Regions from separate parts of the Homo sapiens genome. Here region 2 is linked to region 1. Evidence: chromatin contacts called from ENCODE Hi-C or POLR2A ChIA-PET data. All regions are on one chromosome and are shown on one strand. The core of a region is the stretch at or near the end of the contact, and the rest is flanking DNA. Distances in the headings are between cores, read along the strand shown.

Region 1 (5,674 bases), core at 2,019-4,518:
CTGTTCTCTTTCTCTGAGGACTCTAAAAGAAAGAAAGAAAAAAAGCTGTTCCCTCTGCCTTTCTCTTTTCCTCTTTGGCAAACTCCTATTTATCCTTCAAAACCCAGCTCAAATATGTATTCTGTAAAGCCTTGGTCTAATATCATCAGATACTTGGACCTGGTCTTTCCATGCATTCCTATAGCAATTTATGCACGCTTCTCACAATGCTCTTACCGTATTTTGTTTTGTTTTGATTTCTTTTTGAGACAGGGTCTCGCTCTATTGCCTAGGCTGGAGTGCAGTGGTGCAATCACAGCTCACTGCAGCCTCAAACTCCTGGGCTCAAGTGATCCTTCTACCTCAGCCTCCCAAATAGCTACGACTACAGGCATGTGCCACTACACCTAGCTAAATTTTTTACTTTTTGTAGAGACAGGGTCTCACTATGCTGCCGAAACTCACCTTTATCATATTTTTGAAGGATATTTGTCTTTCACAATCAAATGGTGAAATGAGAGCACAAAGACCATGTCCTATTTATCTTTGTAGTCCCAACACTAAACAAAGTTCCTGGCACACATTTGGTGCGCAATAAATGGCTGCTGAATGAATGGGCAGTAGGTGCTTGATGTGCACTTACTGAATGATCACTCTCATCCCAACCATTTCCCTGGGCCAACATCATCATCAGTTCTATAGGAATGGAAAAGCTGCAGAGATAACCAGATTCCTTAATTCACTGGGCATTCATTGAACCTCTACTGTATGCCCAACACTATGCTAAGTCTCTATGAGAGCTACAGGAGATTTAAATCCAGTCTTAAATTCTTGTTGTAGTGACTTGGCACACATACACATTATAAAACCAAAGCAAACCAACAGGTATAAGATGGCTAAAGTTTCCTAGATAAGGCAAATTGGATTTTGATTTTGAAGGAGACAGTGGGTGTGGATGATTTGAGAAGCCAGATGAGAACAGTCTAGACCTAGAGACTGTCATGGATCATGGACAAAGCATGGAAAGAGGAACAAGCAAATCCTCCTGGGTTGGGGTATGGTTGATGGTGGTGAGGAGCCAAGAGACAAGCTTGGCTGTGGAAACAAGGTGGGAAGTGGTGGGATATAAAATTGGAAGAGTGTGACTCCCTGGTCCCCTCCCTGATCTTGAGATGCCTTGCTCCTGCCAGGCCCAGCGGCCCCGGATCCCAGTGGTGGCAGGTTTTATTTAGCACACTGGGTTGGACTCAGATAATTACTTAATTGAATTTGCTTAAAAATAGAGCTGGCAAGGATCACCCACAGGATTTATTTTTGCTCTGGCTGCTTAATAAAGCCTTGGAACACGAAAGGAAAGGGTTGATAGGAGAGCCTGGAGTCACTTGGGCCTGGACTCCCCCGGCTCCCGACCTGTGATGAGGCTGCTATGGTCCATACTGGCGGCAGCATGGAGGAGGGTGATGTTGTAACACCAGGTAATTTCACGAGTGCAGTGAGAGTTGGAAGATTGATGTCTGTCTCTCACCCAGACAAGAGCCTCACACTATGCCTGGTGGCCTGTCCGAGAGAATGAGGTCACTCTAGGTGGGTCCTAGCTACTCTGTGGCATTTGCATTCAGAATAGACTGGAGTGGGGGGCATCGTTACGCCTGTAGACTAGCTGTGCCTGTAACCTAGCTGTGACGTATGGAGAGGGGAATCATGGTGGAAGAAGGAGAAAGTGGAGAAGGGGAAGTAGAAGGGAGAGGAAGAGAAGAGAGGGGAGGGGAGTGGGGAGGAAGGGAAGGAGTTCTTCACTGGGTGGCCTGCCCTTGACTGATTACTCTGCAATGTTGAGATGGCATAGGATAAGCCTGTTCATACTTACCAAATCCAAGTCATACGTCCTCTGGGTTTTCAAGCATTCAGGACACACATATCCTCCTGGTGACTTGGACCTCGGGGTCTGTTTCACCCTGATTTGCAGGGACTCCATATTACTCCTTTTCCCCTCTGCTCATCAATGATCACTTCTCTTAAAACTTTTCTTCTAGGATTGACACAGATCCCAACCATCAATTATTCAGACAGCTTGCCCAGTGGGGTCCTGTAGTCCCCTGGGTTTGCCAGCCTTCCTCATGCAGAGATGGAGGAGGGCATAGACTGAGTTTGGGAATGAGAGTCAGGGAAATGGAGATGGAAGACACCTGTGTCCTCTATACCTTCTTCTCACTAATTCTGCCTTAAATAATATAGAAGCGCCTGGCACCCTGCTGATTTCCCTGCTCTGGGCCTGCTATCTTCTCCCAACAACTGTGGCTGTTCCTCAGTACGTAAATGCCAAGGGCCTCCAGACAGCTCTGCCCATCACAGCTATCAAAAGCACACAAGTGCCTGTTAGCTCTAGCTATCCCCTCTGTCCCCACCAGGTTATCACTAACTTCTGCAGATTCCTGAAGGACTCGGCCAGAATGCATGACTGCTTAACACACTTCTTTTCTGCTCTTCACCTGCCTCTTCTCATTTGCACATCTGGAGCCGACAGTTCACTGCATGTAAACCTCCCAAAGCAGTGAGAAACACTGTGGCTGGCCAAGACTCCCCAAATTGGCAGCTGCATGGCATGGGCTGTCAAATATTACCTGTCTTTCGAAACAATACCACCCCGTAGTAGATTTTGTATTGTCTCAATCTGAACCTCTTGTCCCCCTCAACATTGCTGAGAGGTATCTGGTAGCAGGGAACAGGTATTTATTTTGCCTCCCCTCTGGTGCTAAGAACATAGCAGGTGCCTAATAAAAACTTGGTGACTTAATGAGAGTCTGTATCATTTCCTTTAGGCAACTTTACTCACCACTGCATGGCCTTTTCTGGTCAAGATGTGGAGTTGCAAGATCACTTAAATGTGAAGAGAGCTCAATTTCACCAGCCACTCATTCCCTGAGTCTTCAGGAAGCCATTATTTCCTTCCTGTTTCTATCAAGTAGCAAAAGATGTTTATGGAGCACTTGCTTTGAGTGTAAGCTACTGTGTTAGGGATGGAAATTTCTCTAAGCATCAGAAGGATCTTGAGTGAATCAATATATATTCCTTCTCCCCACAATGCCTGGGGCCTCTCTGGATGTCACGTATCCCTCTTCACTCACTACTTTTCCCCCTCCAGCACCTGGACGCTCCCACTCTAACCCATTCGGAAAGCTGTCCACTATAAGAAGCCCCAGAGCGAGAGCTTGACAGCCAGGCAGATTATGGCCAGGGGCTGAGGAGAGGGAGCCAAAGCTACACTTACTGCATCTGTTTCTCCAACTGCCACCTGCTCAGAAAATCGAACCTTCACAGGATTGGACCTCAACTTGGCCTTCTTCGCAGCACTGATGAAAGCAGATTTGGGGGACTGGAAAAAGAACAGAGAGATGGTGAGTTCTCCATATCTAGGGAAAGCCTAACCTTTGTCACGTCAGAGTTAAGATGTCCCAGTACAGGTACACTTTGCATTACTGATCAAGGAGTCAATAAACAAATATTAATTACCTATTAGTTGCAAGGCAATGTGCTAAATGCTTCCCTATGTAATTGGTGTGTTCTGAAACAGCTGGGCATGAATTGAATTTGGGTAGATTGAACCCCATTATTAATACTCTAGGCCTAGGGGAGTTTGCAAAAGTTCTTTAGTAATAACATACATTGAGTTTTTATATATTTGGTTTTCTTACAGTGAGATAGACCTAAAGGGTGTCTTTTTATTATTATTATTATATCTGAATATAAGCATCCCAAATAATTTACAGAAATGATCTTGTTCACCTCACAGACATGTCCTGCCCCTAGGAAGGAGTTGCATAATAAATACTATTTTAGATGTGGGAGAAAGGAGACCTAGCACTCCAAAAGGATTTATCCACAGTTACTACACTATTGGGGAATAGAGATGTGAGAGATTTAACCCAAGTCTTCTGGCTTTCTAGTTTTGGGCTCTGCACCACTTTGTTTATCCAATTCTGTAAGAAATGCCCAAAAAATCAGCCAGGCTTGTATTTATTTATTTATTTTTAGACGGAGTTTCACTCTTGTCGCCTAGGCTGGAGTGCAATGGTGCAATCTCGGCTCACTGCAACCTCCGCTCCCTGGGTTCAAGCGATTCTCCAGCCTTGCCTCCTGAGTAGCTGGGATTACAGTCATGTGCCACCACACCCAGCTAATTTTGTATTTTTAGTAGAGATGGGGTCTCACCATGTTGGCCAGGCTGGTCTTGAACTCCTGACCTTAGGTGATCCACCTGCCTCAGCCTCCCAAAGTACTGGGCTTACAGGCCACCATGCCTGGCTGGCTTTTTAGTTCTTGAAAACTCTCCCACAATTTTATCAGAAGCATGATTAGCAAACACTGGAAACTAAGCCTTTCCTGGGTGCCCCTTGGATTCTAGCTCCCTGCTGAGCTCTGTAAGGCCCAGCAATTAGGAATACAGGAGTCGTGCTGAGGGGCATCCTCATTGTCTTTGGGGGGGCGTTTATTCATTCTTTTGACAAATTTAGCAAGGGCCTACTACATGCCACACACTGTTCTAGGTGATGAGGGATAGAGCAGTGAATAAGACAGACAAAACTCCCTGGCCTCATGGAGCATCCATTCCAGCAGGAATAGACAGACGATAAATATCTTTTAGGTAGCAAAGAAGGACTTTGAGGAAAAATAAGGCAGGGTAAAGGACTACACAAGAGAATGAGTGAGTTAGAGTGGGAGTAGTGAGGGTATTATTTTAGCAATTTTGAAATACATAATACATTATTATTAACTATAGTCATCATGCTGTGCAATAGATCTCAAAAACTTATTCCTCCTGTCTAACTGAGCCTTTGTATCCTTTGAACAGCATCTCCCCACTCCCTCCCAACCTTAGCCTCTAGTGATCACCATTCTATGCTCCACTTCTATGATTTTGACTTTTTTAGATTCCGCATGTAAGTGAGATCATGTGGTATTTGTCTTTCTGTGTCTGGCTTATAATAATTATTATTATTATTTCACTTAGGATAATGTCTTCCAAGTTCATCCATGTTGTAGCAAATGACAGGATTTACTTCTTCTTAAAGACTGAATAGTATTCCACTGTGTATTTATACCACATTTTCTTCATCCATTCATCTGTTGATGGCAGACACTTAGGTTGTTTCCCTATCTTGGCTATGGTGAATAGTGCTGCCACGAACATGGGAATGCAGATGGCTCTTTGGCATACTAATTTCAATTCCCTTGGATATATATCCACAAGTAGGATTGTGCGGGTTATATTTTTAATTTTTTTTTTTTTTTTTTCTGAGAAGGAGTCTTGCTCTGTCGCCCAGGCTAGAGTGCAGTGGTGCGATCTCGGCTCACTGCAACCTCTGTCTCCGCGGTTCAAGTGATTCCCCTGCCTCAGTCTCCCGAGTAGCTGGGATTACAGGCAGGCATCACCATGCCCAGCTAATTTTTGTATTTTTGGTAGAGACGGGGTTTCACCATGTTGGCCAGGCTGGTCTCGAACTACTGACCTCAAGTGATCCACCCACTTCGGCCTCCCAAAGTGCTGGGATACAGGTATGAGCCACGGCGCCCGGCCACTGGGGGAGGTTATTTTAGACAGGATGGTCAGGGAAGACCTCTCTGAGGATGAGACATTAAGCAGAAACTTAAGGAAGTGAGGGAGAGACAGCCACCAGGTTATCTGGAGAAAGGCTTC
Region 2 (5,815 bases), core at 954-3,453, 96 kb after region 1:
TCCGCATCTCTACTTAAAACAGTAAAACCCACTAGTCCTTGCTCCCCTCAACCTTGTTTCCCCCATCCACAATACATTATGCCTTATTTAACCTCAGGGGTGCCTTCATGACAAGCTGCTAAGGTTGAATTAGTCCTTTCACATGAAATACAAAAACAAACAAACAAAAAAACAAGCCATGAAATTGGGTAGACGCTGGCATGTTTGCTTGGGCACGGCCAAGTCTTGTTGAGGTCTCCCCGGGTAGAGCAAGATCTCTTTGCTCAGCGGAAACAGCAAAGGCTTCCCGAAAAGCCTCTCTTAGCTCCCAAGAAGCTGGCAGCTGGGTTCCCCCTGCTTCTCCTGCAGTGAGCTTCATGGGCAAGGAAGGCGAGGGAGGGGCAGGGCCTCCAAGCTGAGGGCCTCTGTGGCTGAACTGGCACACTATCCCGGGTCCTCTAGGCCCAGGTGGAGTTCGCCATTTACCCCGGTCTCCAGCTGGGAAAACTCACTTGGTGCTTCGCTCTGAGTCAGCATAGAATCCCCCACCCTCCACTTCGAGAAGGGCGCCCCCAAGGGAGCCTTGCGCTTATAGCAGTTCCTCCGAAGGCAGGAGTCCAGAGACTGCCCCGCCCTCCGTAAGAGCTGCAGGATGCTAAGACCACCCGGTGGACTCCAGGGTTTTGCACCTGGACCAAGATGCCAAGGGGAGGGGCAGGTCTAGCAGAATTCGGCGTTTGCTGTCATCTGGGGCTCTTTAGTTGCAGCTGCAAGGGTGGAGGTGCCACCTGCTTCTGGGGGAAGGTGTCAAACATTTGCCCCTGCAGTGGTTTCAGTGTGTGTGTATGGGGCTGTGGTGTGTGTGTGCAGGAAACCCAACAGCTCGAGCGTGGAGGGTATGACTACCAGAGTTGGGCACGCTTTTTGCCAGAATGGGGTTCTTAAGGGCTCTGGTGGAGGTGTCTACAGTAGCTGCGTGTGACGGGGGGTTGCTGGGTGTGTATTGGGGGGAAGCAGCAGGTACTGGATCTGCAGTAATGTGCAGTTGTCATGTAGTTTCTCAAGACCACTCTGAGAAAACACACACACACTCACATACACACACACACTCTCCAACCTCCAAAGCACTAGGCTGGGGAGTAGAGGAGTGTGTTTGTGTGTGCATGTTTTAGCAGCGCTAGGGGGAGGTGCATGTATCTGTATATGTGTTTGAGCTTTATTAGCATCTTGGTGGGAGGGGGCAAGTGTAGCTCGCGCTCTCTCTCTCTCTCTCTGTGTGTGTGTGTGTGTGTGTGTGTGTGTGTGTGTGTGTGGTCTTTGCATGGGGCTGACTGTGTGGCTGAGCGCCGGGTATGTTGTGCGGCTGTGTGTGCGTGTGTGTGCGCCTCCGTGTCCGCTTGTGAACATGGCCCCGGGAACCACGCACATGCTTCAGACAGCTGTTTCTGGCAGCCCCTGGGCTCGGGCTTCGCCGGGCACCCCGGCTAAGTGGCCACCTCCTAGCAGCCAGGCCCCGCGTCTCGCCAGCTCTCCCAACTGTGCCCACAGCCCAGGCGCGCACACAAAGGCTCCATAATGAACGCGCTGCACTCCCCTGCGCTCGACTCCTCACCCCGCACCCGCGGAGGCCAAACGAGCCCGCCAAGCCAGAGACTCGCCGGGGCAGTGGGCACGCAACGGGCCGTTACCCCGCCCGCCCAAACTCCGGGCGGCCAGACGTTCGGCGCCCCCCGCCCTGCCCCCGGCTCCCGGGGGCGCCCAAGCGCCAGTCGCCCCCCAGCCGGCCCGGGGCGGAACGCTCCCGCCGCGACCCACCCCCGGTTGGGCTGAGACAGCGGGCGCGCCCCCCTGAAGGCAGCGCGCCTCTTACCTTCCTCCCCCTCCTCTTCCTCCTCCTCTTCCTCCTCCTCCTCCTCCTCCTCCGCCTCCTCAGCGGCGCGGCAGCGGCGGCGCAGCGGCGGCGGCGGCGGCGGCGGCAGCGGGACTAGGGCACCCGTGCCCCCGAGCCCGGCATGGGCTTGGGGCTCAGTGGCGCCGGGCGGCGGGGCGGGCAGAGGTTGGCAGGGCGGCAGCAGCTGGCCCGGGACGCGGGGAGCTGGCGCGCAGGCGGCGGGCTGCGGGCAGGATGGCAGGAGCGCGCGCGGGCTCCTCGGGCGGGCTTCATGGCTGCGCCGCGGGCGGCACCATCGCCGTGGCTCGCTCGTCGCTCTCTCGCTCCAGGAGTGCGGCAGGCTGCGAGGTGACGGATGGCGGCGAGGCGGCCGGACGGCCGAGGAGGGGAGGGGAGAAGGGGCGGGGGGAGGGGGAGGGGGAGGAAAGAGGGGAGTGCAGAATGAGGGGCCTCTCCGGCGCCTCCCGACCCTCGAGTGCTGGCGTCGATTTCCCCGAATGGGAAAGCGGCTTAAAGGCGCAGTTCCTGGCTCGGGTCACTACTAAAAATAAGCAAAAAATTGACAATTGGGGAAAGAATCTCCCAAGAACAACCCAGCAACCCAGCCACCCAGCCTGGCGCTGCCTCACTTCTTGAATCTGACCGTTACGGCCGGACTCTGCCGGGAACTGCTGGCTGCCGAGAGGGCAAGCCAATTTCCAAAGTGAACCCGGGAAAGGGGGGCGGGGAGTGAACTGCGGAGAAGGGGCAGCAGGAACGCTTGCTTCGGAGACTCCGTTCCCTGGCCCCTGACCTTGCTTCTCGCCCCTTGTTTGCTCGCCTTCTGCTGGGGATGCCCTCCCTGCAGCTCCCCTCCTGGTCACCATCGCAAACATCCACACGCACCTTGAGTTTCGGCTCGGGCTCCTGCTCTCAGCGCCTCTCCCCAGCACTGGAGTGTGAGCGGCTTCGAGCCCAGGCCCAACGCCAGGAGCCCACCTCAGTAAGGGAGCGATCTGCCAGCTGGCAAAGGTCTGCTTAGAAAATGCGATTGGTTTGGTGAAAAGGGAAAAAGGTTAAGGTGTGTGTGCATGTGTGTTCACCAGCAGATGGAGGGAGGGTCCTGGCCACACACACACACCCGGAAGGAGAGCAGCTAGGCACACAGCACAGTGCCTGATGAATGATCTCAGGACGTTTTTTAGAGACATGCTGTGAATACTAAACATGCAGCAGCCGAGATTCAAGAGAAGCTCTTGGTCTCCCAGCGGGCTCCAGACCCCTTCAGAGGAGTTTTGAGGGCCAAGAAAAAAGGCCACTCTTCCTTCCCCAAAAAGGGCAGCCTCAGTGGGGACCCAGAGAGACTGGGAAGCTGGACAGTGGGTCTGGGTGGTGAAGTTAAGGCCAGGGAAGAGAGAAGCAGGAGGAAGCAGTGGAGTTGAGGAGCTCCTGGTGATGCCAAATACATGGTGAATTTCCGGGTGTCAGAAGCACCTCGGAGAGACAGTTAAACATTGGCACATTTGGGCCTTGTGAGTTCTAAGGTGAAAAGTCAGCCCTCCTCGATTTCCTCTGTGTTCCTGAACTCTAAAGGAGGCTGTTGGCACAAAGGGATCCATTCTAGTTGGAATATTTCCTCACTTTCGGTTCTTTTCAAGCACTTGGTTAAAGCTTCAGAAGAGGCCGGAGGGCTACTGAGGGGCAATTGTGGGACAAGGGCTGTTCTCCTAGGCTGCACGGAATTTCCAGGATACAGAGGAGAGCTCCGGGCACAGGGCTCCGTGGCTTCCCACAGCTGGGCTCAGCAGTGGAGTAGCTGACTAGCAGATTTGGCCATCGGTCCACTGAGCACACTTTTGCTTTCTTCCTGGCACTTCCCACCTTGAAAAAAGGATGGAAATTCCCTGCATCTGGATGGGAGTAGCCTAAGCTGGTAAACCAAGCTGATGGAATTATTAAAAGCGGATGACAAGTGAAAGTGAAGACATGCAGGGAGAGAAACACACAACATTCCCTGCAAATGCACAGGCAGAGCCCAACCTGAGAAGATGCTCTGAGGAACACAGCACACACAAAGGGACACACATGGAGTCAGTCACATGTGGGGCCACAGACACACTGAGCTAGTGCAAAAAAAAAAAAAAAAGGCTAGCCAGAAAAGTGACTCAGACTTTATTTCTAATCCTTCTGAAGGAAAGAGATGAAGAGAAACAGGGAAGAATTGGCCTCCCATCTCCAGGGACTGGAGAGGGAGCCAGGAACCAGCTGTCCAGTATGAATAATAATATTTCCAGCCAGACTGTCCCTGGCAGATTTTCTTGGGGTGGTGTCTCAGGAGGTGGGATCCCCTCCAGGGTCTCCTGAGCCTCACCTAGTTCAGTCTTTATTAATATTAATAACACAGGTCCCAACAAATTGGTTTGTATCAGTTATTACAATAAAGCTCATGGGTTAAGAACTAAAATAAATGCCTCTCACGAATCTGATTGGCCCTCCTCTGCTGCTTTCTGGGCTCACTCAAAGCACATGCTCAGGCTCCATTCAAGCTGCTTTGTGGTAAACAAAATAAAGAAGGGGTGGTGAAGCAGGAAAGAGTATTGAGAGGAACTGTGTCACTGGACAAATGCACATCTGAGGGCTCCTGGGTGACCAGTGAGGCACTGTCTGGTTTAGGATAGCGATTAGGTGCATGGCTTTCAGAATCTGCTTCTTACTAGTGATGTGATCTCAGGTAGCTCACTTAACTTCTTTAAGCCTTACCTGTGAAATGAAGACGATGGCAGAATCTACCTTATGGAGTTATTGGAAGTGTTGAATGAGATAACAGATATAAAAGGTCTCAGTAAATGTTAGCTGTCGTTCTTTCTCAAAACGAATTTGCCTCCTAGTCATCTATTTAAAGGTTCCTTTTTCTGTTCATATTCTGCCTAATTCCAGTCTGAAGTGATGCAGCATTTGCATTGTTTCTTGCTCTCGATTAAAGTGAGTTCTCAGGACTTGATGAACACTAGCTTGTTTCACTTCCAAGGAGAGAGAACTCTCACCCCAGAAAATCATGTAGCTGGGATTTTCTTGTTCTTATTTTTGTTGTTTGACAAGTTGTGTGTACTTCCCATGTCCAATAGAAATGATGGAGATGGGGTACAGAGAGAGCATGGTGAAGATTCTTCAGTGTTCTTAACCCTGTACCAAAATGCAGCAAAATAAACACTTTCATGCAAAAGGGAGACCCTGGATCCAGTTGCACTGAAATTTGGTGAGGGCCCCTGGGGCAAGAGTTCAGTCTCTTCAAATCTGAGGACAATTTGATGACAAATGAAGACGTTCCAGCCAGAAGTCTATTTCCCATTGAAACCAATACATTGAGATGAACATAATAAGTGACTGTTTTTCTTCCCTACATACTGAGAGTGAATGGAGGCAGCCTGGCTTCACTAGCACTTTGCTCTGAAATCAGCACTTAATAACCAGGCAACCAACTCGCCATTAACTGAGAATCCACGGATGAATAGACAGAGAGTATCCTGGCCTCTAGTAATAATAGTAATACTGACTACCATTTATTGATCCAACACTTAACTGTGAGCTAGGCATGCTGCTACCACTCCTAGGAAAAGGACAGCAGTTCTTCATCTCAGGGGTACAATTAGTTCAACTCTGCTGGTAGGACCTCCAGCCAGCCCTGAGAGCATTACATGTATTAACTCATTTCAGGATCACCACAGCCCTCTTACCAGGTAACATCATTATTCTTATTTTACAGAAGAGGAAGCCAAGACTCATGTAGCAGTAAGTAGTGGAACCTGGATTCCAACCACATGATAATTCATAATAATAATTATTATTGCTTTTATTTATCACTTTATGGGCCAGGCACTGTGATGGCATTTTACATGCGTTATCAAATTTAATTCTCACAATAAACCCAAGAGGGTAGGCTCACAGAGGCTGCTAAGTAATTTCCAT

The links. A loop is a pair of places that touch in the nucleus more often than their neighbours do. ChIA-PET counts read pairs that join two places held with the same protein, here RNA polymerase II (POLR2A). Pooled maps may share reads with other maps.
Region 2: a map of OCI-LY7 shows a loop between it and region 1 (3-fold over the local background). The contact joins the promoter of FRMPD3 here to the promoter of FRMPD3-AS1 in region 1. A Hi-C loop is called at or near these places in 1 of 168 maps with a recorded cell type or tissue (OCI-LY7) and 3 of 50 pooled maps. POLR2A ChIA-PET finds 5 or more read pairs at or near these places in 1 of 52 experiments (OCI-LY7).

Annotation. Positions count from the first base shown.
Region 1 is chrX:107,543,415-107,549,088 of GRCh38, reverse strand. FRMPD3-AS1 (FRMPD3 antisense RNA 1) reads left to right here and starts at 3,268. Exons shown (of 2, transcript NR_046750.1): 1 at 3,268-3,374. FRMPD3 (FERM and PDZ domain containing 3) reads right to left here. Exons shown (of 15, transcript NM_001388459.1): 5 at 3,248-3,352.
Region 2 is chrX:107,446,040-107,451,854 of GRCh38, reverse strand. FRMPD3 (FERM and PDZ domain containing 3) reads right to left here and starts at 2,203. Exons shown (of 15, transcript NM_001388459.1): 1 at 1,850-2,203. RefSeq lists enhancers at 82-996, 2,831-3,331.